Linked DNA regions of Homo sapiens: region 2 is linked to region 1. Evidence: chromatin loops called from intact Hi-C (ENCODE). Cell type or tissue: GM12878. All regions are shown on one strand. Links, peaks and the distances in the headings refer to the core of each region. The heading gives the core; the rest is flanking DNA. Region 1 has its middle 160 kb from the start of LINC00331. Region 2 has its middle 210 kb from the start of RBM26.

Region 1 (16,776 bases), core at 3,831-8,830:
ATTCAAAACTCACTTTGGAAATTTTTCTAAAATTTTCTCAAGGTGAGAAATAGCCTACTTTACAAATTATTTTCAAAGATAAAAAATTATTTTATACTAATGTCAGCAAGGACTTTTAATTTTTATTTGAATAAAATAGTAAAGAGATGTAGCTTTAAAATTTTTCCTTCAGAATATTTTTTCTATTTTTGTTGCATCAACAATCATGTGTATGTGACTTCAGTTAGGTTTGCTTAACTGCATATAGAGAATTCAAAATACACGTAAATATTGATGGGAGAACAATCCCACCACCACCAATTACTTTGATTCTTCTGTTTTAAAATTGGTCCAATAATGCATTTTAGAATAGGTCAATACTGCCTGCTACATAGAGTAATATGTGTAATTTGTTTCTATTCATCATGATCACATAGTTAAGAACAATATGCTTAAAATCTCAACTTGTCACTGTGAAGAATGATATGTAAAATTAGCGAAAGAATTTCTAGAATTTCTATATGGGCATAATATTTGTAAAAGATACATGTTCTTGCCTCCTGGTTTACCATGGACAATGTAATACCTTGGATGTATTATTCATTTGTATTAATTTGTTGGAACAGCACACCTGTACACTATATTGTGTATTTACCAACACAAAAGAGACTGTCTCTGTGCCTAGGCTGAAAAATTTCTCACTGTCCCCTGCAGCACCATTCAGAAAAGAAGTTATTAGAGAAGAAGAGCATGGTTTTCATTCATGCCTCACCAAATCACTTTTCTTTTGAATATTAATTCTTCATAAGCAGCACCAGAAAATATTTATTGAGTATCTGTATGTGAAAAGTATTGTGGAGTTGTTACAAGAAAAACTAATAACACACAATATCATTATACTATTTTAAATTCAACTATCACCCCTTAGGGACAGTTAGCATCGAGGGGCCCAAGGGGGAAACATGGGGGTACATCCTCCTGCCAATGTCCTCTGTGAACTTTGCCCATTAAAATATTTAAATGCATTATGCAACATCCTCAAAAAAAAAAAAAAAAAAAAAAACACCACTGCCCTGGGAATCAGGAACCCTCTCTCTGTTTCCCTTTTGAAAGTAACACACATCCTTGTGCCTCAGTTTATCCTTTTATTCTTTCTTACCTAGCATAACTGGAGAGCCAAGGGGAAAAAAAACCAAACAAACAAACAGATTATTTCACTTGAGTACTGGTGTATATTGGACTCACATAGAGATCCTTTAATCCTTTTAGAGCCCGAGGGCTATATTTAGCACTATAATTAGTATAAAATTATTAGCTCATATTAATTATTCACCCTCATATTAAGTGGGTATTCTTATATCCTTAGAGGTTGCTTTAGTAGCAGAAAAGAACTTTAAACTTCATAGTAATCTATCACTTATCTGCACTCCTATATTTCCTATTATCCACGTCGTTCTGATTAACAACACATATGCTGCCTTGAATTACTATAAAAGATTGCATTTATTTATATAATAAATGCTGTAAATATATATAATTTATGCATATGTTCTGTCAGCCATTAATAGAAATAAACTATATAAATCTAGCACTCACATATAAACCGAGCAATCACATAGCATTATTAATAAAAATTATAACACTAAGTCCCTGTGTCTTTTAGTAATAGTCTTGTTACTTATCTGAGCCCATTTAGGCATTTGCAATTACTAAGTTCTTCTAGGTAGATACACAAAGCTTCTAATAGTTAGAGGTAGGTGTAAGCTAAAATTTTTCTCCCTCACCATTGCTATCTGATGATTTGTTACAATGAAAGCAATAATTAATCCTGCAACACTTCTCAATATCTATCAGTAAGCAGGAACACACACACACACATAACCTGTTCTGTGAAAACCTCATTATAGAACTTATTATACAAATAAATATGTGCCTACCAATTCAAGCAGCACATATTGTGTCTTTTACTGTGGAACAGACAAAATATGTTACAGGATTCCAGTGGATGAGAATTTATCATGGATTGTGGTAATGGAGGAAACAACCACAAAAGAAGTTAAACTTGAACCTGAGTCCCAAGGAAAGTCAGCAAAGACATTCTAAGCAGGGAGGAACCAACAAAAGTCCAGAGGTGGAAACATTTTAGGCACGCTCACTGTTTGTGGAATTGGACTTTTCCTTCTTCAAGCCATCAAAGTTGGAACAACATTTTGAACATAAGGAATATTATCATCAAATTATAGGTGTCTTAGCAGCCTTACCACCAAAATTAATTTATTCTAATAGGCCACATAGGCCACATAGGCATAAATATTGTAGATTTTCTATTTTATATGGGCAACTTGACTTTCAGTTCAAATATTTTATAACCTATTTCCTTAAACATGAAAGGCTATGAAAGCACCACCTATAATCCTGTTAGCAGCTCAGTGTGTTACTGCTACTAATAATGTCAAGGAGGCAATAGTCTTTTCCCCATGTTTATTCATTCATTTATGCATGCATAATCAGCAATCAGGGTTAAACAAGTACTAGGTATCCTGCTTTCTGCGAAGCCATCAGCAGCTCCAGTGAGTTGAGGGGAATGGTACTTAGTATCCCTTATCACCTAGTGACTATGATGATAGTTAATGGACTAAGATAATCATCCAAGGCTATGACCAGTGAGTGGTAGATGATACTAACAAGGAGATAGCAGGGGACATTCACTGACCAAATAACTACCCCCTCCTGAGCCCCTCACCCTGCAAAGATTGTTAAATGTTTTCCCACTGGTAAACTGAGAGACTAAGACTTCTTTTAAGGGTGGCCAGAGTGCTGGCTCATTTTGACAATTTCTAAGAGGTAGGCCTACCTAGGACTCTCAAGCTAAATTTAAAATAGAATTGTGATGTACAAAGTAGAAGGTCAGTGAGGTGACTCTATCTTCATATAGTATTTGCACTTATTTTGTAAGGCCATCAGGAGAATTGGCAGGATTGCCACCTGTCCTTCTGTCTGCATTATAAGAAAGCTGAGCTTCTGACTTTGAGGTATGCTACTAGGCTGATTATATGCCCAGATTTGATCAGGACAGTCCCAGTTTTTGTCAGTTGCCCAGGTGTGTAATTATTAACAGCACCTTACTTTCTTCTTAAAAGTGCCCCGCTGACACAATAAATTATATGGTCACATTACTACTAGCTGACTTCACCCTTGGATAATAGCTATCTATTCTTATCAACTATTTGGGAAGGAAGGCTTCTGATAGGTTAAAATGTTTCTAACCAAGGAGAACTGCTATAGGGGTTTCTGGAGCTAATTATGTGATACTAAACACAGTTTGATCAGCAGAGCTATTAATACATCAGGGAAATGAATTACCATAGCCCAGTGGTCGAGAGCACAGACTCTGGGGCCAGGCTCTCAGGTTCACATTCCAGTGCTGCCACTTTCTGCTCATGTGACCTTGTCCTCCCTAGTCTCAGTTTCCTCATCTGTAAAGTGGGAATGATAAGAGTACCTATCTCATACTGTATCAGTCCATTTTCACATTGCTAATAAAGACATACCCAAGACTGAGCAACTTACAAAAGAAGAGGTTTAATTGGACTTGAAGTGGCCCCTTTCAGCCACAGTTGGAGCAGCTGGGACGCAGGGCACCAAGTCCCTAGGCTGCACACAGCATGGGGAACCTGGATGCAGCCGATGAAACCACTTTTTCCTCCTAGGCCTTGGGCCTGTGAAGGGAGGGGCTAACATGAAGACCTCTGACATGCCCTAGAGACATTTTCCCTGTTGTCTTGGGGATCAACATTTGACTCCTCGTTACTTAAGTAAATATCTGCTGCCAGTTTGAATTGCTTCTCAGAAAAAGGGATTTTCTTTTCTATCGCATTTTCAGGCTTCAAATTTTCCAAACTTTTATGCTCTGTTTCCCTTATAAAACTGAATACTTTTAACAGCATCCAAGTCACCTCTTGAATACTTTGCTACTTAGAAATTTCTGTCACCAGACACCCTAAATCATCTCTCCCAAGTTCAAAGTTCCACAAATCTCTAGGGCAGGGGCAAAATGCCACCAGTCTCTTTGCTAAAATGTAACAAGAGTCACCTTTGCTCCAGTTCCCAACAAGTTCCTCATCTCCATCTGGGACGACCTCAGCTGGGACCTTACTGTTCATATCACTATCAGCATTTTTGTCAAAGCCATTCAACAAGTCTCTAGTAAGTTCCAAACTTTCCAACATTTTTCTGTCTTCTTCTGAGCCCTCCAAACTGTTCCAACCTCTGCCTATTATCCAGTTCCAAAGTTGCTTCCACGTTCTCGGGTATCTTTTCAGCAATGCCCCACTCTCAGTACCAATTCACTGTATTAGTCTGTTTTCACGCTGCTGATGAAGACATACTGGGCAATCTACAAGAGGAAGAGGTTTAATTGGACTTAAAGTTCCACGTGGCTGGGGAAGCCTCACAATCATTCTGGAAGGCAAGGAAGAGCCAGTCGTGTCTTACATAGATGGCAGCAGGCAAAGAGAGAGAGCTTGCACAGGAGAACTCCTCCTTTTAAAACCATCAGATCTTGTGAGACTTATTCACTATCACAAGAACAGCATGAGAAAGACTTGCCCCATGATTCAATTACTTCCCACTGGTCCCTCCCACAACACATGGGAATTCAAGATGAGATGTGGATGGAGACACAGCTAAACCGTATCACATACCCTCAATAGGGTTTCAATGAGGAATGCATGAATTAATACGTGTAAAGTGCCTAGAACAGTGCCTGACATACTGTCGATTATATAATAAGGGGTTCTTCTCATCATATCATCTATTAAAAAGATAGACATGCATAAATTAACAGTCCTACTATAGATGCAGCCTTCATTGAGCAATATCAAACATAACTTCAATAGACTACAGACAATTTGATAGTCTACAAAACAAATGACAGGTTGCTATAAGCTATAATTAAGATATTTGAGATCTATATCATAATAAAAATAAAGGTTTTGTTTACAGTAACACTCTGAGCTTATGTGAAGTGAAACTTTGTCTTTTTTTCTTAATCTCACTGACCAATACAAAAATATTATTGTGCTCTGTTTTATTATTCTCAAGATACAAAGAATTCTAGTATCTTAATGTTACACAGCATATTAAAATTTTTGATCTTCTAATACTCTAAACCCTCACTTATATCTCCCCAGCTCTGCATAAAAGGTACCATATATATTTTTGATTTGGGTATGCCACTAAACCAGATATATTTTATTATACACTTTTGAGAAAATACACGTATAACTTGAAAAAGAATCACTGATAAATAATTGGATACATTAAATAGATAATACTTGACTGTTGGTTGTTGAACTGGGGATTAAGATATCAGATAGTTCCCCAAAGTAAATACCTTGATTGAATGATCACAACGGAATTTATAAATTAAATACAAAAGATTACGTTAATGTGATATAAATGGGAACATGAGAAAATATCAAAGTTGAAGTTTTTGTTGGAAAATGAATTTGAAATGATCTCTTATGCATATGCAACTTTTTAATACATACTCTCTGAGGTACATTTACACTCACATTTAGAAGTCTAATTAGTAATAAAAAGGGAAGAGTTTGTAATGATAGCACCCTGCTCTTAGGGTCCCTATTACAGATTCTGAAAACAAATTCATTAATATCTTAATCTACATTATATCATTTTCAGTACGCAAATACTTCAGCCCAGAAGATGTAAACTTTATTTATTTGCATTTAACCTGTAAGGTTGAAGCCTAGAGATCTTGTTTCTTTCAAAAATCAGGCTTTTGACATTTTTCTCCTGCCAAACAAAAGATTTAAAAAAGAAGTAGCCAAAATGCTTTTAAATACGTCCCTTTTTCTAATATGTGCTGTTTCTTGAGAAGGCTAAGAGGCATTTAGGTAGAGAACCATCAAAAACATTGCTCCTAATGCCTCTCTTTTAGGCTATTACTGGTAGAATCCCTCTTAACCCTTGAGGCAACTCAACAATTGAGTTAAGGAGATTTTCGTGTATCGGTTTTGCCTGTCATATGGTTGACTTAACTTCAGAATATACTTTGCAGCTGAAGGTTCATTTCCCTCAATTTGTTAAGTGGCTAATTATAAAGGTTCACAAAAGAATTGACACAAGGGAAAGAGATGAGCCTGACTTCTATCAGCTGCCCCAAGGGACCTGTACAAGTGTCATCTGTAAAAACAGAGCACAAATTAAACAATGGCCATAATAAGCTGCCAGGAGCAGGGGTGTATTGAAAGGGGAATTCTTATGTAGATGCAAAGCAGGCACTAAATGGCTGGGACTTTTGTTTATTTTTTCACATTGACAGCTAAGGTCCAATGTAAGTAATTGTATTTAAGCTTCTGCTGCAAAAATAAAAGTTTAAACCTGAGTTGACCAAAATAAGAGAAATAAGAAGACAACTCTTTATTTTGTATCTGCAGCTGACATATACATATTTTTCTCTCTACAATATATTGGAAATAGTTTTGAAATCCAATAAAAACCTAGCTATAATTTCTGAATAAGCAGATATTTTAAATAAAGTTACTAGAAATAGTAACCACAAATATGAGTATGAGATGAAACATCTATTTTCCATCAGATCAGAAACAAATATTTTCCATCAGATAACTTGATTTTCTCTTTACAGGCAGTGCCATGAATTCTAAATATCCGCGTTTTTAACATTTGAAAAAGCATAAACAACAAAGAAAACTCTCTTTACTTGGAGCTATGATAGCTAATGAAATGAAATGAAAATTGCTGCATTGTTTCTACCTTTCATCAAAACATCTCTGTGCATAGTATTTGCATCATTATGTAAGACATTTGCAAATATGTATAATGGTTTTGCCTATGGGAAAAGTCTCCTACTCTAATGTATTCCTGAAAGATAAATGAACAATTCTTTAGGTATGATAAAAAGATTCAGAGGGTTGGATAGAGCAGTGATATTAAAACTACAAGCTCATCATTTAAGTTTTTTTTTTTAAATGTCAATTGCTAACACTGCAGGTCTGTATTTTACTTAGTTTTTTTTCTCTGCAAACTCACCACCTCTTTTCCAATTTCTTTTCTGATTCAAGATACGCAACATCCTGTTTGCCGGAGCTGCCTGCTTTGATACGTCAGCAAGGATCTTGTGAAGTTAAAAGTATTTGGTTTCAGATCTCAGATCTGAATTTTTGCCTGAACTCCGTGTTTTCAGTTGTCTTGAAACAATGGCTGAAATTTGGCCATCAGCAGATATCCAACCCATTGCATTGTTCATCCACTGAATTTAGTAATCAGAGCAAGACCTGATTTTTAGAGCATATTACCCACTGATATTGAAATTATAAAAATGTGAAGAGAGATTTTATCATATTTTTTAAAGATAGGAAGTAGATGGAGGGTAATGGATTTAACCCACGGGGTAACAGACTTACCAGAGTGGAAGTAGAGTAGGGTAGAGCAGAGTAGAAGTAGAACATACCTGCTGGCACAGGGCGGGCAGCAACACAGATGAGCTAGATTGCCCAATAAACCCCTGAGAGATTCTGCACTGGAAACATCAGGTATCTGATGGGTACAAAGCCAAAAAGACATGCTTGGGCTAAAATTGTACGTATGGTCATAGAATCTCCCAAGGAGATTGGAGTTTTATTTTCTGGGAGAAACTGGGCAGAGTGTTCCCAGATTCAGGTAGAATAGAAACAAAGGCGGTCAGGATTGGGGTGTGGAGCTGATAACAGAATAATTCCTTTAAGAGAAAGCAGGCTCGTAGAATACCCCCACCAACCAGCAGGAAGCTGAAGGAGTCTTCTGTAGTGGAACTGGTCTGACTTTTAGAGATCTTCCAGTGAAAGGGTCATGTTGCTTCCTGTTGAGCCCACAGTCAAGCCCTTAGGTGCACAAGTCCCATCCACAAATTTGGAGCCTCCAATCTGCTTTTAATGCCTCATTCATAAACCTTAACAAGCAACGAGGGATCACTGGGCATTGGGTTAAAGCCTCCATTATGAAAATATTATAAAACAATAATACAAGAAAAGAATTCAGAGCAGAAAGACAACACAGAGAACAGAAGAATTAAAAATATCTTTGGAGAGTTAACAACAGGTATTGTGTTCATAAAACAAGAACGGGGTGCTGTGAAAAGAAACTATCAGAGAATCACAAAGAGCTATTATAAATTAAGAATAAGAAAGGCAAAATGACAATTTGACAGAAAGGTTGATAAAGGTAAGAAAAAGTCCTCAAAGTATATCAAAAAAACACAAAGAAATGGAAAGTGTACAAATTTTAAAAATTAGTCAAATGAGAAGACACCATATTTTATTAATAGAAGGTCTAGAGAGATTAAGAGAAATAGAGCAAATGAAAGTACCTAAGAAATAACAGGAAAAACATTCAGAACTGAAAGACAAGACATTTGTCTCCTGGTTATAAGAATATTGCAAGTACCCAGCCCAATTAATAAAAAAGAGAGACCAAACCAATGCATTACCAAGGCACATTATCATGAATTTTCAGAACACTGAGGATAAACACAATATCTTAAATACTTCAAGAAAGAAAGAAAGGAAAGAAAAAAAAGGGATAAGAAAAAAACCTAGGACAAAACAATAGATCGCATATAGAGAATAAAGAATTAGAATGGCATTGAATTTCCCAAAAGCAATATTGGAGACTAGAAGAAGAGGAAAAATTGCTTTCAAAATTCTAAGGCAAAATGACCATAAACCCTAAATTTTGTATTATTTAGCATTCTCAGTGGGGTCTGAGAGTAGAATAAATATATATTTAAACATATTAGGACTCCAAAAATGTTACCTACCATTACCTTTTTTTTTTTTTAGGGACCCACTGCAGGTTACATAATTCAGAAAAAGTAGGAAATAATTCAAGAGAGAGTTACAGAATATACATACTCTAATGTTAGAGTGAAAAGATGTCCCAGTTTATTTGAACAGTCTTGGTTTAGCTCTAGTGTTTGGACATAATTGTAAGTAACACTCCTTTTATTCTCAAAAGTGTCCTCTTTATTTCTAAACGGTGTATACTAATCTCATATTTTATGATGTTCAAGATTCTTAATCAAATTTCCTCATTTTGGTTCAATGTGAAAAAACATGATGAAACCAATGATTCAATTTAGATAAATTCTGGGAAATGAATTAGAAAATATACATGATTATCTTGTAGCTATGAGATAATCATGCTGGGAGTAAACTTCTCATTAGCAGATGCAAGTTTCCTTCGAGTAAAGTTAGTAATGAAATAAGACAAAAATATGTAAAAATAAGTTTTCAACATTCATAAACTTTATTCAGATGTTCTACTCATTTTTGCTTCTCATATAGGTCAGCAGAAAATGCTTATCCAAAGATTCCTCTCATAATACATGGCATCTATAAAGGTGATCATAAGATGCTAATATGTCAATCCCAGTGATGTAACTTTTAAGTTCTTTGGGTTTATTGCCAGTTGCCTTTGCAGTAGCTAAAATATTGATCTCTTTATTTGGAGCCTAGAAATGAAAATGTCTAAAGCATATACTTCTTTTTAAAGACAGCCTAAACATAAAAATTAGCTCATTCAGAGATCTGATGCATGCACCCATCCCAGCCACTGTGTTAAGTGCTTCCCGTACACCCAGGGAGATGGTTCCATTCATGAACTCCAGAAGATTTGGTTGACAGTGATTCAAATTATGATTATGCCTCTTATTACCTGCATGACCTCTGGGAAACTTACAAAACCCTCTATGCTTTAGTTTCTCTATCTACAATTTCTCATAATTTGGTGTTTTACATTTTTTTTGCCAATCTCTGTTTTGCTATATGAATATTTCCCAAATATGGTTGTATTACTAAGCCTTTATTGGAGTCATGTTGATAGGTTCATCTTCTTTCCCCCAACATTGAAAGAAACTATGCTGCATAGTTTAAAATATTAGTGCATGTTGTAACTTGATCACAACCAACAGTAATTAATGTAAAAGGAAAGATACTGTGATTCTTGCCACACTTCCCTACCCCTGCCTACCTTACAGTGGGAACAAGCAGTTAACTTTATGACCTCACCAGGCCGCTGAGAGAAGCCATGGATTCCAGATATTTTCCTATTGATAGAGTTAAATATAGCATTTAAAAAGCCAAGAACCTAGAAAATGTGAAAAGGAGAAATAACTCACCTGGCACACTATGTTTACAGTTGGTGTGCGTTGGTTTTGAAACCATCACACGAGGTTATACGGTCAAACAGCAAGACTGAGTTACGTAACCAGATGATAGGTTTATGTTGACAAAGTTTCTTTACAAAGATGAAAGAACTAACTTCCTAAATACTTATCACCATCTTTTAAATGTGTAGCTATGTGATAATTTAAGCATAATTTTGTTGACATCATTTCTTTTAAGATTTTAGGATAAAATATATGGTTTGTTGTTTTCTGTTTTTTTTTTTCTTTTTCTTTTATTTTCATGTGGCAAGTGACGATTAAAGAATTAAAGTTTTCTGGTGAATGAAACAGCCAGACCACTTTTCATGACAAAGTTGGTAATTAGAAGGCCAATTTAATGGTGAATCAGGCAGAAATATTCAAACCATGACAAATGACTTTAATAATGCAGCTTGCAATGCTCGAACAGAAATAAATTTCACTTCCTCAAACTCTCGGCTTTTTCTGCCTGCCTGGAAGATAGAACTGTCCAGGAGGTATTTTGTACCCTTTATTCAGTAAAGCTTTTACTAGATTTTAAGCGACCAAATAGCTTGCAAATGCAAAACATCATTCAATTTCGTATGATTTTTTTTCCTGAAGGTAGACCGTGTTCAGAATTCTGAGTAAGTCAAGATTTATTTTTCTTCTGTCCTGCTTAGCCCTGCAATAGTGTTTTATTGTTGCCACTCTCTGACTTGAGGTATTAAAGGGAGCTGCATTGGCCTCAAAATTGAAAGCTAATTTTGGTGTTTGTCATAAGTTTGTTAAGACCACATGCATTCCACAGTTTGAAAAATTTCATTATTCTGTCCATGCTGGGGCTTCGTAATTGGATAGTAAGGATGTTCAAAGACTAATTTAGTGAATTGCACAATATTTTAAATGGAATCATGCAGGTTTATGGGTCCTTGGGGGATTCAGCTAGGAGCCTCTCGAGAAAATCTGTTTATCAGTAAATGATATTAGCAGCTTTCACCTAGCTTTTGTCTTCATTAAATTGCTGCTCTCCCAATTGAGGGTCACATCTGAGGCCTGCTTTGATAATTTGTCATTATTGTCTTGTTTATTGGAGCATAAAGTTGATACAGGCTGGGCTGTGCTGTTTATACACCATGTGCAAAGAAGTTTTTATTAACAATTCCACCAGTGCTAAATCAAAGTGGAATTTTTTAGGGTTCAAGAAAGGGAATCATTTGTAGCATTCTAATTTCCTCTAAAACTCTCTGAGTCCATGCCATGCCCCCTTCTCTAACATGTATAACACATAATGGCATTGCTAGAGCCAATTCTCCACAGGCATTTTTTAAAAATCCATTTTTGTCTCTCAAAATAAGGTTAAATTTTGAAATCCTTTTCATAGTATTGGCCTGTCATATAAAACCGAATTCATGCAATAGACTTCCCTTAAAGTATAACATTTACAAATAATTACCATTAACTGTTTATCTTAAGAGACTTGGGGGTATAGTTATTAAAATTATTAAGAAACGTACTATTTATTGCAGTGCAGTCAAGCATACTTTTCATTGCACTTACATGTTTTAAGTGGTAAAGGGGAATTCTTTAAAACTGTGTTCATGACATATTTGAAAGTATCACTGAGTATGTTTAAAATCATACCCACATCAATGCACAGTTTGTTTCTGACTGTGATTTACATGTGGATTTCCATGATGTGTTCTTTCCCAGTGATGATGTGGGGCCTAGAACTGGGAAACAGGGCAAGTAGACTCTATTTTCAAACAAGTCTCCGGTTCAATCTGCACATCTGGGCAATTTGCGCATGTCATGACTGCCTCTGTTTCCTAGTAGAACCGTCTCATGGACTCTCATCTTCCCTCTGCATGTGAGCTGAGGTTCATTCATCTCATTGATAGGTTCAGACAAATCTGCCTTTCCACCTCCATCTTTCATGTCTTCACCCTCCATCCTCAGTCCCTTATCCACACCCACCCCCCCTATGAAGCAATAATGTTTATTTCTCTAAGAGGGACTGGGCCTAGCAGTAAAGAGAACAGAATTTCAGCAGTCGACGCACAACATGCTTTCGTGATACAAGTTAGGAGAAAGAATGCTGATTCCCAGCAACACCCGTGGGGAATTCCATGGAGTCCACCTGGGCTAGTTGCCACTCTGCAGGTATTTTATTTTGCACAGCCAGTATTCCCACTTCCTGAACTGCTCTTAGCCCTACTCTCCCTGAGATGGGGGTTAAGGAGAGCCAGTGCTCACTTGTAGACCTAACTGTATCCTACACAGTGTCCATAGGGGTGGAGAAGATGCCAGAAAGGAAAAGGCTAACCCTTCAAGTATAAGGACAAGTAGAAATAGTAAGTTTCAACCTCTCAAGGGCTCAGAATAATGGCTTAGGCTTTCCTTATGGTGGCTCATGCCTGTAATCCCAGCACTTTGGGAGGCCAAGGTGGGTGGATCACCTGCGGTTGGGAGTTCGAGTCCAGCTTGGCCAACATGGTGAAACCCCATCTCCACTAAAAATACAAAAACTAGCCAGGCTTGATGGCAGGTGACTGTAATCCCAGCTACTGGGGAGGCTGAGGCAGGAGAATCACTTGAACCCTGGAGGCAGAGGTAGCAGTGAGCTGAGACTGTGCCATTGCACTCTCCAGCCTGGGCAACAAGAGCAAAACTCCGTTTCAAAAAAAAAAAAGAAAGAAAAGAAAAATAAAGTTCTCACACAGGCCGGAAACCCAGCCAACCTCATTTTTATATACTATTACCTAGCACATCTTTTCAAAGATTTATGGTTATTATCGCCATCTACTCACCCACATAATCACTAGCCTTTCACTTTAAAATGGTTAAAAATTGTCTCATGGATTGCAGATCATTAATGTAAATTAGACTATTTCTATATTTGATTTCTTAATTTTTAAAAGGAAAAGAACAGCTCACTCTCACACACATACACACACACACTCTCTTTTTTTTCTTGAAAATTTTAAATGGCTCTCCAGACACCTCTTTCAATAACTCTTACCCTCCAAAGCTGGGCTGCATTTTAATTTCACTTTAAAATAGCTACATTGGGACCATAATATGATCAGAACTAATGAATATTGTGGAGAGAAGCAAAAAATTTTATTTAAAATCTTTAAGAAGTATAAATACTTCATGTGAGTAAGAACCTGTGGTTTATCCCAGCCCAGTCAAGGACTCAATTTTGATTCTGAGGATAAATCACTGAGCTCATCAGACCTCACTTTCTTCTGCTCAAAAAGTTCATGACTCCAGAGGTTTCTTCACAGAATGGTAGAAAGCAATCGTATTAAAATGAGTTGCCATCTCTAAATAATAATTATAATAATAATGAGAATCTTTTAGGTGTTAAGGCAGCCAAAGCTACTCACATATTGGATCTAATAAAATCGTGCTTCTTTCTAGACACCAAAAACGTTAGCAGAATGGCATCAAAGAGAAATTATTTAAAAATTACCAACATATAATGAACATTTTAAATTGACCTAGAAAGTTTTTTTTTCTTTCAGAAAAATTCTTTATTCTTGACTAGTTTCTTCTTCTGAAACTGGTATCTCAAGCTTAATCTAGACCATCTGGAACTTGCGTGGTAGTCTCTAAATCTAAGATGGCTTTATCAGAAAGAGTTGTCAAGAAGCCGTACTTCTTAAGGAAGTTGCCTTTGGAAATAACTGTTGTTCTTGAAACATCGTTGATCTCCCTAAGACCTTTGCAAGCCTTAGCAAGCCCTGCTGCACTGGAGATCTTTCTTTTCAGGCTTGGGCACTATTCCCAGCTCCTCTGTTATGAGGCAAGAGACAACTTCTCTATGCTTCCTCTCATCACCCACATCCTAAACATTTTGAGGCGATTTCTTCATGAAACACGTTAAGATCATTTGGTCAGGTATTTTGAATAGAGATAGCAAGAACTGTCTTCTGAAAAACAGCAGGATTAATACCTTCTACAGAGTTTTGAGAGGCATCACAAAGAAGCCTGAACATAACTATTAATCTAGATGTCAGGGACCTGAAAACAAATTGTGATTCTGCAACCTTGGGCAATCATCCCCACAACCTGGCTTCATTGCCCTCTATCGTGGAATGATGAGGTATTGGCTTTAGCTTATTGGCTGTTCACCATGACGACCCATGAGCTGCCTCAGATGTTCAAAGAGAAGGATAGCTGAGATTTCCCTGGTGATTTAGACAAGGCAGGGGTGCTCAGATCTGCAACAGTTCAGCGACTGAGTCTGGAGATTCCAGTGTAACCGCTGGAAGCCTCCAGCTTTGTAGGAACACTGACCTAAAGAGAGAACTACAAACTGGCTTGTCAGCAGAAACAAACTAATCTATGTTCACTTTTCTTCTTCTAGCTTCGGTATTCTGATTTTCCGCTTAGTCTTGAGATTGTTTAATTCTGCCACAGAATTTTAAAAGCTAGGCATTTCTGTGGCAGTTCTTATATTTGGTGAGAAATGTTGAATACACAAAATGCTTCTGGCTTTAAAAACATTAGATGTTTTGAAGTGGCAGGTTATATAGATAGACTCTTAAATTTGGGGCAAAGATGATCTACAAGTTCATTCATTGACTTGAATGAAGTTCTATTCATTTTCTTTGGTTGGAGATTTATCTGCATTCTTGTTGCTGTGAAGATATTAGATACAATTGTTACAAATCAATTGATGCTATGTGTCAGGAGCTGGAAGCAGGAGCAGGAAAATCAGGGAAAGGCTAGGAACAGAAAATGTGGAAAGAAAGGGGTCAAGGATTAGAAGATAGCTGATACAGTAATTGTTAAAAGAGGCTTTAAAAATAAATAAAATTATAAATATTTAAATAAATGAGTAAAATAGTTTATATTGTTCTATTAAGCATTTTAATTACATGGCTTTTCAAGTTATTCAGCTTAATCAACAAATGATAAAGAAGTACAATTTATAGGCATGTTTCCTATACCAAGATAAACCACATCAATGAGAATTCTGATTGGTAATGGATGTATCTGGTTCCAGAGGGAAAGGGAGTCTCATTAAGCATGCCCCAGAGAGAAGAGGTCTGTGCTCTCCTGCAGGGTAACATGCCATCTAAACGGGATGGATGCCTCTGTGGCCACATTTCTTCCCTGGTGAACTGCCCATCCAAGCCAAGTCACAATTCTCAAAGCTGCTTTGTCACAGGAGAATAAAACTTCTAAGACCTTCATGCTCCTCACAATTTTCACAATGTGGGAGCATCTCTTAATCTCTCGTCACCCTCAAAAACTGACCAGGCAACCTGCAGGAGGGCAGGTGGAGGCAGTTATCCCCTGTTCTCCCTTGAATTTCTGTACGCTAGTCTGAGCGTTTTTCAAAACTATTCATAGTGTCAGTTCACATTGAATTGTTATTTTTCTATACTGCTGCCATCTCTATTATAGTTCTATTTTATAGTAGGTTCATATGGTAGGTATTGCAGATCATTTTTAAGGACTGCTTTCATTTGAAATTGAGCAATTTAAGTGTTTGGCCAAGTATGCACCACAGAACGTCACTCCCACAAAATTCCCCTAGATTGAAATAAATAGTTGGACAAATAAGTTTGGTAAATGCCACCTATTATCTATCCCTTTTGGTTAGCCACAATGCACATTAGTAAGTTAAAGCTCTGAGAAAAGCACCTATTTTATTGTTTAAATAATTTTAAACAATTTATTAAACTTATTAGTAAGTTTAAATGATAACTTACTATCATTTTTGGAGTAGCATCTATCTTCTTGCTGTATAACCAGTTTTGTGAGGTATATCCTTTGGCAAATCCCGTTTGAGGTACTCCATAAATGAAAGAAACTAACATTTGAGATAGAACAGTGTAGTAAACGAGGACCAAGAACAATTTGTAGAGACAAGAGATACGGCCACCCCATTTTTTAGCCCCACTTAACGTCCCACCTACCACCTGCCCAGAATTGGCCAACAGAAAAACTGGTATTCCTGACATTACTGCCTAGAAACGTTGGGACAAGATTAGCAACAACAGTTAAACATAAGTGTGTTTTGCAGCAAAACAAAATTCCCCCAAGCTACCTAATCCTTAAATCAAGCGGTAGAATTTATGATGTCATCATTCTCAATACCCAAATTGCTATAACTCAAACTATTATTCATATTTTTAAAGCCATTGAAAGTTGTTTCAGAGGCTGTCAAGTTGATTCATCATGTAAGTGTACTCCAAATTGACCTCTTAGGTTTCATACTTCATGCTTTACTTTCTTACAAGAACAAAATTATAAAAATGCAATCTTCAAATCAATGAGGTGACATATTTTTAAAAAAATCGAGTTCTTCTAGCCAAGGAGACTCATCTGGTGACTGTTTTGTAACAGTCACACCCTCTATGCACCACACACACACCCAGCACAATGGGAGAAGTTTACAGAAAATGTAGATATTTTTAGTCCTGTATTACAGCTGAAGACCTGACCGCACAATGATGTTATATTCTGTGACACTGAATTTTCTTTTTCAAAGCTACCTTGCTTAGTGAAATTGGACAATTTATCATACAATGGCCTGCAGCAAATTTAGTATATGCAAGTGATTAGTTTGTCTC
Region 2 (16,776 bases), core at 5,701-10,700, 200 kb after region 1:
ATCTGAGGGGAAAAGAGGAGAAGGCAAAGAGTTTTACCAGCTATTTTGGTCTTTAGCAAAATAATGTTAGGCCTTTGCTCTCTAAATCTAAATATGGTAGTCTGGGGTCTAACAACCTCAAAAAAAATTTTCATTAATGTGTTATAAGAAGGAATTTATAGCTGCTATAATGAAATAGAAAGCAGCCAGAAATAAATTCCTTTAATAAAGGAAATTGAGTATGCTGTATATATCCCTAGATATTCCATTTAAAATATGTCACCATCTTAATCTAGTTACCTAGTAGTAAGGCAATTACATGATAAAGATTTAGAGTTGATGTAAATTTAGGGTTCAATTGTGATCTTGGATGCTTTTAACAAAATACTTCTTGTGGGAAAGCAAGCCCCTTGGCAATCTTTGCATTGTTGTGTTCAATTAAGTGACAATTTATTCTGGTTTTGTTTTTAATGGGACTCATCTTTTACTGTCATTACTAGTCCACCAGCAAGAACACTTCAGTGTTCTATTTTTCTCTTTAGAACAGAATCTGAAACATTGGAGTTTGCTTTTCTATTAAAGAAAAAGCTTGTGACTTATGGAAAGCCAGCTCCATCTAGCTTTCCTTCTTATTCCATGTCTCTGTCTATGTTCCATCAACATAAAATAATGGGTATAAGCTATTATCAAAGTACAGTTTCTTCTAAAATGGATCCTTGCCAAATGGACAGATTGGTGGCCTCATGTATAAATGTTCTTTTAAAGATATTCATACATATCCATTTGTTTCTATCATATTTTTCTCCATTTTGTCTTCCAAGAAAATAAATGGAGTTGGTTATTCTGAGGAAAAACTAAGATCTGCGTTATATTAAAACTACCTCACACAAACACACACTTCACTTCCTTTATTACATTTGAAATCTAGGTCTAACATTTTATGAAGGTTAAAAGGCAACCAGATTAACTGTTCAAATAATATTACACTTGAGGTTGTTTATTATGTGCATATAAGTTTTTATCAAAATATGCTAAAACAGTTTTCCTGAGACTTCTGAAGGAATAGTCTTCAGTCTTCCTTGTTGAAATCAATCTAAAAATATTTAGCATTGTGTAAATCTCGTAATAGCCACATGCATCTTTATTAGGTCATGCCAATATTAAAGAGATTAACAAGAAAAAAATTCAGTCCTTGTAGCATGTATTTCCTACGTTGTTACTATTAAATTATTCTGAAATTTGGAAAATTAATAAATAAACCCTGTAGTGAATCTACGCTCTTGGGTGAGGTTAAGAATTTACATGTCACCACAATTTTATCACTAAAGAGATGAGCTAACATCTTTATTAATTCACTTAAAACCATTATTTCACTTCAAAGAGATCTACATACATTTCAAAATATGTTGCTTTAACACATTTTCAGTACATTTTCATCAATATTTTATTTTGCTATCACCCAGCCTTACCCCTCATCACAAATAATAAAGCAGGGTAGCCAGGCAGTTTAACACAGCTTGAATTCAGCAACCGCCTTCCACTACTATCTTAATTCAAATACCAAAATACACTCCAAGGGACAAAAGAAGTTATCTGCAGTCAGAAAACATGACTCTGTAAATCGCTCAGAGTTTATAAAAGCTCCAACCACACTCACTATATATGATTTCTTAGATTCCATGTTCTATTTGGCTCAAAACCTATATTTGTACAGATAACATTGCTATTCATGAAGAGTAAAAAGGAGGCTGTCACAAGTGGAAATCCACTTAAACTGCCTTTCTGTTGAGGTTGAATGCTGCCCATCAACTCATTCATTCATCCACACAATACAATTATGAGAGTGCGCTATACACACAGTGTTCTGCAGTGCTCTATCCTCAGACTCTTAAAAGAAAATACATCCTAAGTTCTCCCACCCACAGGCATTGTACAGGCAATGTAAAGAGTGACGACAAGCCTTACATTTCTGCCATTAGTTCTCTTCAGGGTTAAGACCTATGCCTTTGCTAAAAGACAGTGATAGCCATTAAATACCATAGCATGATTTTGATTATCAGAAAAACCAGCAGAAAGAGATGCACCATGGAACAGAAGTCAGGACTCATAACTCTCAGCAGCATGACAGAGCACCAGGCAAAATATAAAGTAAGTGAATTTCATGGGGAGTACTTAGAACAGCAGAGAGAGCAGGTGTCTGGAGTCAAGGACATGTGTTGACTGCTAGCATCACTGTCACTAGCTGTATGATGATGAGTAATGCATTTCATTTCACTGACTTTCTGTTTCTTCACAGACAAACTGGAAATAATAAAATACTCCTGAAAGGGCTGATGCAAAAATTAGTATGTGGAAGTGCAAGGCACAGAGAAGACACTCAAAACGTTGTAGCTGCTTTTCCATCCTTTCTTTGAGATGAACATTAGTGTGAAGCAGAGGGCTGCCAGGAACTTTACATGTCATGGAGGGGGAAGGGATAAATTTGGGTAATCTAAATTCTATAAGCTTAAGGGTCTGAAAACCAACTTCAAATTTGCCTAGCACTAGGATATGCCCTATCTTGGGTCCCAAAGTCAAAGACTGTTTTGGTCAAGCACACAAAAAAAGGACTTTACAGACGATTTTGATTAAGAGCTCTAAGTATTTACAATCTACACCCCAGGTATTCCCAAACTCCATTTGAGCCTCAAAAATGTTTTTAGTGGGGCAGAGGAGGGTGAGACAATATCTTGCTCTGTTGCCCCGGCTGGTTACAATCTCAGCTCACTGCAATCTACGCCTCCTGGGCTCAGACGATCCTCCAACTTCAGCCTTCCAAGTAGCTGGGACTACAGGCATATGCCACCATGCCCAGCTAATTTTTGGTTTTGTTAATTGTTTGTTTTTGTTTGTTTGTTTGTTTTTTGTTTTCGCCATGTTGCCCAGGCTGGTCTCGACCTCCTAGGGTCAAGCAACCCATCCACCTTGGCCTCCCAAAGTCAAAATATGCTCTTACCAAGTCGAATTTCTCCTTGGTAGGCAGGACACTGCCAAACTTACCTTTTATGCTTTTTCCTTCTTCCATGTTTTCTCTCATCACAACTTTTTTATTTATCACCTTCTAAACAACACATCTTCAAATGATTCCTATTATCATAGAGCCACCACTTTTGTTTATACAAAATATAAGCATTCCCCCTCTTTAAGTTTCAGGATCCTTTAAGAAGAGATTTTAAAGAACCAATTAAACATGCTATAACTGAAAATGTTTCAAAATGAAATTCTAAGCATTGTCCAAATGAACTACATCCCAAACTTTCACAAAACACAGTAGACTACAAACCATCTCCTCTCTCCTTATATTGGTCTTTGTTTATAAGATTACTAGTATAGAACCTTACACAGAGTAGAAACAACCTCTATACATTGTATAAATATGGGCAAATTAGCCAAACCTCAAGGTTCTAAGGCCTTTGGTTCATTTGTTTCATATAGCCCATGGACCCAAAGTGGTGGGACTGATTTCCACAGAGAAATCTATCACAGGACAGCAACATACATTGTTCTCTTCCATTCTTGAATTTGACAAATGTAAGTAATGTTATAACTGACTCTTTCTAGAATTAACAGTGACATTTTTTGTTTATAAATTAAATTACAGCCAGACACAGTGACTCATGCCTGTAATCCCAGCACTTTGGGAGGCCGAGGTGGGCAGATCTCTTGAGCTTAGAAGTTGAAGACTAGCCTGGACAACATGGTGAAACCCCACCTCTACAAAAGATTTTTTAAAAATAGCTGGGTATGATGGTGTGCATCTGTGGTCCTAGCTACTTAGGAGGCTGAGGTGGGAGGATGGCTTGAACCCAGGAGGTGGAGGTTGCAGTGAGCTGAGATATTGCCACTGCACTCCAGCCTTGGCAACAGAGACAGACCCTGTCTTCAAAAAAATAATAATAAATAAAAACAAATTAATTAAATCACTTTGCCTTTAGTTAACTTACCATAATCCTTTGTTAATCAATATATAAATTCTCATTAGTCTTCTCTATAATTTCCTTACATTTACATTGGTTTCTAAGTTTGGATAACTTTAGAAGGCTATTTGTGAGGGTATTAATTGATATTATTGGAGAGTAGCAGAAGAGACCCTGCTGCTTTAAAATATGAAACACAGGGAAGATCACCTGGTTTGTAAATGATCAATGCTAAGTCATTTGTGAATTTTGGCAAAGGTGGTTTAATTTACTCTAACATTTTACTTATTTAACAAAGTCCTCATGCAGTGCTCACTGTCTGCCAGGCACTGCTCTGTGTGCTTAATCAATATGTACCATCTATGCAGAAGTTACTTTTTAAAAGTATGATGTTGAAACTATCAGTATTCTTTCCTTTGAAAGATGAGTGACAACAACAGCAAAAAACTATATTCAGCCGCTTTGTTGTGTCATGAGCAAAACAGAAAACAAATTAGCATCGATGGCATTGGCTTTCATGTAGATTAGAATACCCTCTCCTGGTATTCTTACGTATTCATAGCATTGTAACAACTGATGGTTTTTAAATTTCTCTACAAATCAATCCAGATTATGAAATCTGATGATCAGAACACCTAATTGTCACCAATCCAAATTTACCTACTGGAAAAAAGTGTTTTTTTCATTATATTTCTATCTTACATTGATTTTCTTTCCTGTTGAGAACCAAATTTCAAGCATTTACAGACTCCAGGTGGTTCACACCTCCTAGAAAGATTTCTCTAGAGAGCCATTTACTTCATTTTTTCAGTTCCTGCAGTGCCAGTAAACCTCGCAGAGGAAATGTTATGTAGAGGGAAGTGAACAACAAGGGAGGTGACTCCCTAAAACAAATGCAATAATAATTCAACACACTCCAGCCACACTGCAATGCAGAAACCAAGTAAACAAGCCATTGCTTTCGCATTCACTGTGCTAAGATGTGAGCATATCTGCATTATACCTGACAGAATCAACCTCTGAACAGCAGAGAGCTCAATGGTGCCAAAGCAGAAGTTGGCAATAGCACCAACAACTCTAGCACTTCTTGTTCCTATCCTCTTCTGTATAGTGCTTCAAGAAATAGGTCCCACCATAAGAAAAACAACAACAACAACTAAAGATGAGACTTCTGCAATCAAAGAGGGATAGAGTTAGGCTTGTCACACTTATGAGGAAGTTCAAAGCCGAAAACACAGGGCAAAACAAAGTTAAAGATAAAAGAACTGAAAGGCAATGCCATCTATGCTGATACTGAATTCCATTTTAGAAAAAGAAGAAATTAAGTGGAGGAACTTGTTGGAAGGGAATGCTCTGCTCTTCTTTATTTCTTATGTTTTCTTCCTATGAAACAAACATGTTAGTGTCACTCCAGCCTCTCCCTGCCCCCTTCCTCACTGCAGTCTGGGGGAAGAGGAGTGGCATGTGTGCTTGCTAAATTTGGAGAAGAATTTGGGAACTTATCTGGCCTATGCCAGTCAAGTGACACCAAAATGTGGGAGTGAGGAGCAAGTCTGTCCAGTTCTAGGTTCAAAATCAACAAGCTCACTAGAGTAATAGACTCTAAGCTCTGTCATCCAATCTGAATTCTATTAGTGGCAATAGGGACATTTTTTATTCCATATTTACTCTTGGCTCTATTTCTCAACTTGCTTGGAACCCACGTGGGAAAGAGAGTAGCCACTCATTAGAGACCACCATGGAAAGCCCTCAAACTTTCACTGTTAAAATAAAATACTCAGGGTGTATCCTTCTTTCTAGAGAGAATCAGATCACTTGTTCAAGCTTCCTATTCTTCCACTTTACCACTACTTTTCCACCAGTGAATCTCTAACCATCCCTTTCCCAAGCTCCTCATACCCTCTTGCTGTCTTTCCTGCCCCATCAAAGCTTGCTTTCATTTGGTTTATTTGTATCTAGATGTAAATGACTAATAACAATTTCTAACATGTTAGCTCATCAGAATTCAGCTTTTCAGATCCCTCAGGATTCTTTAACATTTTAGACTCAGAAGACCTCAAAATACAATGTCCTTATAGAAAATATAGTGGCATCAAGGTAATGGCAAATAACAAATGCACCTGAGAGAAGTTACGGATTGTACCCAGTGTGTCTTTGTGGTGGGATGGAATTTGGGGTCTGTGCATTTCAGAGAATATTTTTACTAAATAAAATAATTGGAGAGAGACTAGGCCAAAAACATAGTATTTTTTTCCAGCTAACTGGTAGTCATTCTTTAAGACTGATTTTTTAAATGTTGTCTTATTGATAAGATCTGACCTCATTTTCCTACATAGGGCAGTTCTTCCTCACCTGTGCTCCTCACAGAAATCACAAGGCTCTTCTCTCCCCTTTTTCTATTACAGTGCCTTGGGATTGTCTGCATATTCATCTGCCCACTAGTTTCTGATCCCCTCAAGAATGCAAGGAGTGTCCGATTGTCTTTGCATATCAGTCTGATAGCCAGAAGTATTCCATAAATTGGGGGGAGAGTTGGATGGAATTGTACCAGATGGTAGGAGTTCAATGAGAAAGAGAATAAAAAGGCTCACCTATTTTGAAAGTATTAATCTTTTCTCGAAAAAACAAGAAATATTAGAGAGGCTCTAGGAGGCAGAAGAAAGAAGATGAACTGAGAAGAAAGGTTACAGAACGCAATAGAAATGGCTTTAGGGGTAGATGAGAACATGACACCCACATTTAGAAGTGTCGAAGAGATTAGAATAGTCAGAAATGTGATATGGGAGAGCAAAATTCCCCCAAAGAGACAGCATGGGGAATGGCTGTGCAATAGCAGTGCTAACAGGGACAAGGACAAGACACGATTAGGACTGCTCTGACCTAGGGGCAAACAACCACTGCCAAGGACCTTAGAAGGTCCATCTTTCACTATCTAGAAAACTGGCTGCAAAAAGATGTTCATTCTCTTAAGCAGTAAAGCCAAGTTCAAAGACCTGTACCCTTAAACTAATAAGTTAAAACCCCAAAAGAAGGATTTTAATAATTATGAAATAATTTGAGGACATAACAAGAACTTCTACTTAAGAAATAGAATCTTTTGATTAATAATAAAAAAAGGCAATATGGAATAAGCATCCAAAAAGTCAAATGTTAATAATATTCAGCCTTGAAAAGGAAGGAAGTTCTGACACATGCTACAACACAAATGAACCTTGAGGACATCCTGCCAATTGAAATTAGCCCATCATGAAAAGACAAATACTGCTCGACTTCACTTATATGAGGTTTCTATGTGTACTCAACTTCATCGAAACAGAATAAGTACAGAGTGCCAGTTTTGCAAGATGAAAAGTTCTGGAGATTGGCTATACAACAACATGAATATAGTTAACAGTACTAAACTGTACACTTAGAAATGACTAAGGTGCTAAATTTCATGTTATGCATTATTTACCACAACAAAAAATAAAAATAAAATGTTTAATTTTTAAACCTTTTTAAATAAACCAATAATGCTACAAATGATTTTCATTCAATTATCTTCAAGACACAAAGGAAAAGATAAAAAAAAAATTTCAACCATAGCCCAAGTTATGTGGGTATATTGGAATTATTTGCTCATCTTAAATTTTCACAGAAGTAACACGGACTTCTCCTTAAAACAAAAAATCAAAATTTCAAACCAACAAACAATATGCTGTCAGTTTATTTCATGGTTACATCTTGAATTTAGCTAAAAAACACAAGGCAAAAATTCTCTGATGCTGTATGTCTTCAATATTTGCCCACCTACCCCGAAACTAGACAGGTTTTGCATTCTTATGCATTTTTCTCAGATTTTGTGCTTAGATTACTTTTTTTCTTGCTTTTCAAAAGTGCCTGAAACCTATTTCCTTATACCTTTGCTGTAATGAGGGGAAAAAAATTGTTTGATTAGAAATATTTAGGGGTGGGCAAAAAAATTTGCATTTCTGCTGACAGCTTCTATACTAAGTTTGGCCCAGTGGGATTAGAAGTCTCTGAGATATTAAACCTCGGAAAGAAGAATTTGTAATGGAAAGGCTGAAAGAACTTAATTATAGCCAGTAGCACCACTCAAATACTTTAAGCATCCTCAAATGTGCTGTGTTATCTTAAGAGAAAAAAAAAGATACAGAAAAGATGGAGGTTATGGATCAGACATAGGCATCACCAAAAAAGCAGTTTCACTTCTGGGTAATTTGGGGCAGCCAGTCTAACCACAGAACATCCGCAGTGCTATTTAAAGAACTAGAGAGATGTCACACTCATTATGACACCTGCAATCATTAAATCTGAAAATGACTTTAGCTAACTTCTCATGAGTGCCTCGCTCAGGACACCTTCCTTGTGTGTATTTAAGATCTAGAGTAGGAAGAGTCAATTGAGTTTCTCTTATCTTAAAGTAAAAGACAAACATCAGAAGGTCTCTGCTTTTATTTGCAAGAAATACAATTCTCCTATAATATATACTAGAGTTGACCCTGGAATAGATTGTTCTGTCATTTTCCTCATTTCTTCCTTTTCCTCACTTATAGCAGAAAAGTCTTACCCATTCCCCCACTCTAAGTGTCCCCTCTGAGCTGAGAAACTTGATGATCTTGTCACAGGTAAACAGGCAAAAGAACATCCCTGCACTTTCCACTGTCCTAGGCATGCGGCTGAATGCAGGGCTCTGCAGAGAGGAACCATCTCCACGCTGTTGTGCCTGTAGTATTGGGGCACCAGGTCCTCCACCTACATGATGAGAATAGTCTTTATAACTAATAATCCTTATATCAGAATAATTAGACAAACCTTATATTCTGAGGGGTACTGTCATTCTCTTAACCTAATTCCTGGAATCCAGTCCCTTATCTGTCTTAATCAAATTTTCTAAAAGTTCCTTCTCACTTCCATTGACTTAATGACTATTGTAGCTTTAGCTTCCTTTTGCATCCAAGACCACAGACTTCCACAAGTCTGCTTGATTTTCTTTTCCAAACACAAGGAGTCATTTTACTCATTGATTGCTATCAACCTATGACTCCTGATAGGCCTTATCATGTTTTAAAACCCTCATCCAAATTCCAATAGCTCTGTTTTCTGGAACCTGAACTGCCCTTCCACCCCCAGCCACCCAAATCTCTCCTATTTCTGATTCCCTGAGAGAATGTTTTCCCTCTCTCATCCATTCCATGAAGCAACACATTCTTTCATGGATTTACTGGAATTCGAGGGAACTGCCATTGCAGGTAAATCTTTCACATTCTTATGATGAATTCAGAACTCCAAAGTAGCAAAAGTAACATGATGAAGTCCAGATTAAAGTATTTTGTTCATCATTCAGATGGATTTTCACAGCCAGCTTGTATGTAATGATTAAAGTTGTAACCAGGAGCAGACTCCAGGCCATTTCTTGCTTTGCCTGGGAAACCTATTTAATGTAACAACTTCAGATCACTCTGTCCCTTGAGGCTTCTCTCCCACACCTATTAAAGAACACCACCAATAGAGATAGCTACCTAGATGACAACTGTAAAAAAGAGGAAATTTTGTCAAAGACAACCCCTATCATGGAGCTAAAATAATCAAGACTCTATCTAATGTCAAGCAACTTCCTTCTTAATATATACTTTTAGCTCCTGTACATATGTATTTATTTTTACTGCAAAATGTGAGATTACCATGTGCCTACCATATTCTAGGCACTGGGGATAACTGTGTACTGCTAGGCAGGAGGCCTGCCCTTAAGGAGCTGACCTTTCCCTGGCTGCTTGATTCTTTTTCTTCTTTATCTTTTTTATTGGCCATATCAGAAGCAGCTGTGAAACCAATTCATGCTTGTCTCTACTCTGCACTAACTTCTTCATTCATTTATTTAGTCTCTTCCTCATATCAGTGCTTCTAGATGAAACATTTTTTCTCTCCTAATATGCTTTTCCAAAATAAATTACTCATTTTGAGGTGCTTTTAGCACTATGAAAGACACTTTAGTGGCCCTCCTTAAAGCTGTCAACATGCACCCACATAGCCAAAGGTATCCTGTTGGAGTTGAACTGTACTATCCACAACCCAATATAACATGAGATAGTTGGGTTTCAAATGGTTTTGTAAGGTTGCCTTTCATTGGCGGGTGGTAATTCATCTTCCAATCAGGCCATCATCAACAAAAACACTTTGTGAGTAGAATACAATAACTCTTCTTTATACACTCCTGAGGTTATCTGAGTAAAATTTCTCATACCAAGCAACATTTCCTCAGTCTTTGAGCTTGCTCACCTTACCCTACTCTTATCTTCCCCAATCTCAGTCAGTGTGATATAGAAATAGAAACTCATTTTAGTACCCTCCTCGAGAGGCTGCTGTGTATGCCACCACTTTGTCTTTCAAACACTGATATGGATTGGCTGTGTCCCCACGCAAATCTCATCTTGAATTGTAGTTCCCATAATCCCCTTGTGCCATGGGAGGGACCTTGTGGGAGGTAATTGAATCATGGGGGTGGTTACCCTCATGCTGCTTTCATGACAGTGAATAAGTCTCACAAGATCTGATGGCTTTATAAAGGAAAATTCCCTGCACAAGCTCTATTGCTTGCCACCATGTAAGACGTGGCATTGCTCCTCATTTGCCTTCTGTCATGATTGTGAGGCCTCCCCAGCCATGTGGAACTGTGAGTCAATTAAACCTCTTTCCTTTATAAATTGCCTAGTCTCGGATATGTCTCTATTAGCAGCATGAGAACTGACTAATACAAACACACACACAACACATAGTGTTACTCAGAGTGCTTCTGTTATGCACATGGCTACTAAAAAGTCAAATTAACATTTAAGGAAATCACTCCCATCTATTGCGTCAAAACTGACTGAGCCAAAGGCAAACCCATGGAAGAATCAGAAATCAGTGTATCCTGAACTAACTTGAAAATCCTTACTCTAGACTGCAAATCAAATTTCCAGCTGATTTTTAGTGATGAACACTGCAGGTACACTTTTTGGGTAGCTTATGGACAATAAAATACCAATACGTAGTTCTCTTCTGGTCCATATAGATCAAAGCAAAGCCATTTACAAAAGATTTTCCTGCTTCATAATCCCCATGAAGTTGAAATTCACCTCTCTCAGACTTAATATTGTTTCTTTCTTCCCACAGTAAAGACCCGCCGCCTGTGAGATGACCCAGGCAGAAGTTCAACACTTTGGTACTTCGTGCCTCAGGCCTTTCACTAAGAAAATTGAGTGTGAGAACTTTATCTCCAAAAGTGTCTGCCTGTTGTGACATCTCTCCTGGGTCTCTGCAACCCTAAATTCTTCATTTCTTTTCAGAATTTAGCTGAAAAGCACTTTTTGCTGCCTGTTTATCTCAATGTCTGTCTCTCACTGCTAGTATTTATTGCTTATCACTGTAAGTCTTCATTGAATGTAATCTGTTTGGGGATACAGTTGGCATGAAAAATGCTTCACCAAATGAAGTTGTAAAGTATTATACATAAATACTTAATTCCTGGATTTATTTATTATCATCATTACTTATTTACCACCATAGGCATCCAGGACACCTTTGAAAGAAATAAATCTGGTGGGTTGCTCTCCCAAATTTTATCAGAATATCTTATAAGATATAAATTAATGTCATTATGTAATAAGTATTAAAATTCCTTATATGGCTAGTACACATTTTAGTTTATGAAAACTTGTACATATCTAATCTTCCCAGCCTTCCAATGGTGAAAATGATTGAGTCTCCAGGTTACAGGTCAAGAAACTGAGACTCAGAAAGTTTGAGTGATATTCCCAAGGTCACGTGAATAACGAATTTCAGAGCTGGGCTCAAACCCAGGTATCCTCCTCCAGGTCCTAAGCCCTTCTCTCTCCCACAGCTGCCTACAGGATCAGCAGGATGAAAGTAAACCCAGCAAGGGCCAAATGAGAAACAAAACAGGATCCATTGTCTCCTTTCTCTGCTTTGTGAAGCCTTCATGACAGGGTACAGTTTGGTATACACTGAATTTACATTTTATATTGGTGAAATTAACATGACTTTGTATTTAATTCAGGGTCATTGAACCCTAAGTTTACATTTGAGGTCCCCATACTGAATTTCTATTTGCAATAGTAGGCAAGCTAGAAAAGGCCACTGTAATTAGCCCTAATTAATACACTAGTTAGTACAATTAATGAGTTCTTTTCTCTATGTGCCCAAGAAATACTGGAGATACCTGAGCTACAATTAGGCCATTTAGTGGAAAGAGTCCTGTGCCAGCAAAGGGAGACACAGATCCATGTGGAGCAAAGAAAGGTGATGTTTGTTCATATGAGTGGAGTCTGTGACCTTTATTACTTTTAGATTATTAGAATGCATTTAAGTAATGGCTATACATGCTTGAAAGTCTGATGGGCCTTGGAAATACATTCAATTACATTTATTCCATCCAATACATCCTTACTCTGCCAATGACAGATACAGAGAAAAAAACTATGCAATAAGAATTTCCATGGCTAAGCAGTTATATACATTTTAGGGGATGTTTTGAAGCATTCTGTTTGGATGGTAAACTCATAGTCTCTTGCAACTTCATTTGTTTGTCTGTTTAGGAGTCTTTAACAGGGAAAATTACCTTTCCATCAGTTTTTTTGAAAGTATTCCAGATTTTACCATCCTTTTCAAGAAAATGTCTACCTCTCATTCAGGTAGTCCTACACTAAATCCAGTCTCATACCCTTGCGCATTCCCTGAAGGGAATAGGAACATGAGCCCCGAATTCCCATGGGAAGTCTGCTGCACAAACCAACAGAGAATTTCAGAATAATGCTGTTCTTGTCACTGGGAGCTCTGCAAATAACCTTTGCTTATATAATACAATTCAATCTAATTGATGTTACAATGAAATTCCGGCTCTGCAAATCTGTCTTATCTTTAAAAGTTGCCCCGTGTTACCCCTTCCTAAAGGAGTGTTTCAGTGCAAACCCCAGAGGCTGTGGACATGCAATTCCTCAAAAGGAATAAATTAACTATTGAATCTTATACTGGCAGTCGATGGAGCATAGTAAGTCCCCAAATAAATATACTGCCTGGAAAATTTGATTCATTTATAATAAAATAGATTAAATTGTCACCTTGAACTGAAAAATAATTACTCTTGAACTAAGTGTAACAGACCAAATGCATCTATTTTGGACAAGAAAAAAAGAGGAAAGGGATAAATAGAAAATGTAATGTCTCAGTTTACATAGAAACCATCTGAAAGAAATTAAAAAGTGGGAAATAAGGAATATAAAACATCATGCATATGGGCAAACAATGTAAGTGTTTTCCATGTTTTCTATTCACATCATTGATTTTAGTTCTATAATCAAAATTAGGAAGCACATGAGTTCAAAACTGAGTACCAGAATAATTAACTTACTTTTGATATCAAGTGGATAAAAATTAAGCTATTATGATGAGCATGTATGATATATTAATCCACAAATCATTAATAAAGTTATTAGTAATTTAATTTACCAAATTTATTTCTATCCCCAAAGGAATGGATTATAATAATAATTGGGATTTGTGACAGTTTACAACAAAGGTTATTTAGACAAGCTTAATAAAATGGAAAATAGAAATTCAAAATTATAGGCAGCCAGCCAACAAGTTAAGCTAACTGTGAAGATGATAACATTATTACAAATAATTAACAAATTTGGCTCTCAGCATCCATTGAACAAGGACAGAAAGGAAACATTTCTGTCATTTCACTTTCATTTCATTCTGTCATTTCATTTAAATTATCTCATAGAGGAAACATCAATTTTCTTTGAGGTTGCAATGTATTTCTGGGCACTAAATCTTTAAATAATGTTCTCAAGTAGAACCTTATCAAGAGTACTCCGAGTAAAGCAAAGGACAAAAAGTCTTCAATAACAGTATTGCTATCATTGGTGGTGGTGGTGGTGGTGCTTTTCACTTTGTTTCTTTTAGTCATAAATCTCAAAACCCATTGCCATTCCATAAATGTAAAATGTATTACACATAAATAAGGCAACATAACCATGCATTAGATTTCTGGTGGACTACCTTGCTCTAAGAGTAGGAAAAACATGTTTCTGAGACTACTTTCTTTAATTGCATATCATGTCTCTTCCATCAGGTTAAACGTAGAATCCAGAAAGATCATTATTGGCACTTATAGTATCCAAAAGGGTCTGGAGTGCTAAGATGCCATGTTGGCTACTGAAAACTACAAGAAGTAACCTTTAGAAATCTTACTAAAATTGCATCTATTATAAACCAGGCATCATTTGGGGCTACCCTGTCCCTCAAAGAGTTGTCAAGCTGGCTCCCCTGATTTCACTTCTATGTGAGTCCAGAATCCTCCATACATTTTTGGCATATTTCTGACCTGTCTGCTTTTCCATTCCTAATGAGATCTGCCATCTCAGTTTGACCCTGCACTATTTCCCATGAGAAAGCCAATGACCCTCATGAATACTGTGAGTTTAGTAAGTCAGCTCAGCTTGACAGTTACAGAAAGAGAGGTCGTTGTTCCCCACACAGCATTCTCCAGCCCACAGGCCTGCCTCCTGCTCCTCCACCTCTGAGAGAACCAAGACCCTTAAAAAATGTCCATGCCCACCATGGCCTACATCCACTGCATCTGGGAAATGTCCACGCCCACCATGGCCTGTCCACTGCTTCTTGGAAATGTCCACACACACCATGGTCTACATCCACTGCTTCTGGGAGATGTCCACGCCCACATGGCCTATGTCCACTGCTTCTGGGAGATGTCCACGCCCACCATGGCCTACGTTCACTGTTTCTGGGATATGGAGCAGCCCTACACTTTCACTCTGGAATTCAGCGGAATAACACGTCTGCTGTCTCACTACAACTTCTCACCCTGAAGAATTGGTGAGAAGAGCCATATTTATTTATGGCTGAGGCTTCTCCCCTAGGCCCAACCCCACAAGTGGTCTTACTTCTTTCCGGGAAAAACAATAATGGTTTCCGGAGCTTCTCCTCTCTTAAACCCAGAAGACCTCATCACTCTTCCTACTTCTATCCAGATGTTCATTTATTGGAAACTCCTGAGGGACAACCTGCGTGTAACAAGGTGGCTGCCTTAACCACAAATGAACCTGACAATTGATTTATGGAATCCGAGGCAGTTTAAATATTTTCTTAATCTATCTGACACGATGCTGAAGCCTTCCAAAGGGCAGGAGGTAAATAAATTCCTGTGTTTACACATGTTAGAGAGATCAGCTTCTCACAAGAGAATCACAGATGTGAGAATAATCACTGTTGGCAGGCTTGGGCCACCTTTGAGTCACCTCCTCACCAATGGTGAGAGGTACCTGTTCTTCCCCTCCTCCCTGCTCCTTCTTATATAGACAGCTTGGCAGTGGGAATGGAGACATGGAAAGCAATCATTCCCATATCAACCCACTGTTAATGTCTGAGCTGGTACCCTGGATTGACACTTTTGTTCAGTCTTACTCCCTCCTATTAACGAATTTCGTGCCCATCTTTTCCTCTTCCAAGATCAGTTTTATCAACCGTGAAATCTAGGGTGGCCAAAGTGGCATTTAAAGAGACCTTACCTCTCTTGGTCTGTGTTTCTCCAGTGATGCTTATCTACAAAGGGCTTCTTCCGCAACTAGCACTGACCATTAGTCTAATTTTTTAGGACACATGCTATGACATATTTTCTAATGGCCCATTGCAGGAGGCTCTCAAATAATAGTATGTGTGTAGTGACCCTTTCTTCTCTATTTTGTTTTATGAGCAGGAGCTGGACATTAGGATGCACACGAGTCCAAAATTTGGTATCAAAGTAATTAACTCACTTTTGAGTCCCAGCAACAACCACATGGCTGAATGAGTACTGTCAGACAATGTGGCCCAAATGTCACATACAGCCTTTCTGTCCCTTGAATATTAGCTCAACTTTGATCAAAATGCCCAGCTTCATAGCCCCTGTGAATTGAGCTCTCTCCCTATAATTTTTGTGGATTTTTTTTCTCAAAAAGGGTAACACTGATGTTTGTTGTGGACTCTTGACCTTAATTCCTCTGGTTGCTCTCAGTTCCTATATGGGGATCTGACACCCGAGTTCTGCCCTCTCACAAGTCACTGTACAGACCAAAAATATTTCACTGTTTTCCACAAGAAATGCAATTACATTCGTCAACTTAGTGAATTCAACAATGTGTCTGAAGCTCTAACAGGCTACAGAGAGTATCGTCCCTCACACAGCTTTCCCCATCTCACTGGCTCCCTCCATTAAGTTGATGTATAACCCTTCCTCACACAGTCTACCCATTGAAAAATAGGATCCAATCCACCTGCTTAATACTGTTTCTTTTTCAGGTAGCCACATCTCCAGGAAAGTCCATTTCCTCTAAGTCCCTTGGAATTTCAAAACTTAAAAATTTTCTTCAATCACCTACATTACGTTGTTGGGGAAATGCTCCTGCCAACAGCCAACACCTGAAGGGTCAAAGAAAGAAAAATTAAATGCAGTCATGCGCCACAAAATATTTTGCTCAGTGATGGACTGCATATGCCATGGTGGTCTCCTAAGATTGTAATAGAGCGATAAATTCCCATCACCTAGTACATTGTACGCATCATAACATCATAGCACAACACGTTATTCATGCTGGTGTAAACAAACCTATTGCACTGCCAGTTGTATAAAAGTATTACACATATAATCACACACAGTACATAATACTTGATATGATAATAAATGTCTGTGTTACTGGTTTATGTATTTACTATGTAGTTTTATACCTTTTTAGAGTGTATGCCTACTTATAAAAGAAAAGTTAACTGTAAAACAGCT

The links. Peaks named below come from ENCODE experiments on the same cell type or tissue, not always from the same donor. Only the 100,000 strongest peaks of a DNase experiment are listed, where the experiment ranks them.
Region 2: it touches region 1 in a loop (2.6-fold over the local background); 1 of 110 quality-filtered maps calls a loop at or near these places.

Annotation. Positions count from the first base shown.
Region 1 is chr13:78,987,867-79,004,642 of GRCh38, forward strand. No RefSeq gene overlaps it. Among named protein-coding and RNA genes, the nearest start is that of LINC00331, 160 kb to the left of the region's middle. In GM12878, for the core only: no CTCF peak of the experiment used is centred there; a DNase peak (open chromatin) is centred at 6,145.
Region 2 is chr13:79,186,308-79,203,083 of GRCh38, forward strand. No RefSeq gene overlaps it. Among named protein-coding and RNA genes, the nearest start is that of RBM26, 210 kb to the right of the region's middle. RefSeq lists a silencer at 4,636-4,745 and enhancers at 7,931-8,020, 8,131-8,350, 8,611-8,730, 11,604-12,235. In GM12878, for the core only: no CTCF peak of the experiment used is centred there; a DNase peak (open chromatin) is centred at 8,194; H3K4me3 peaks cover 504 bases; H3K27ac peaks cover 2,903 bases.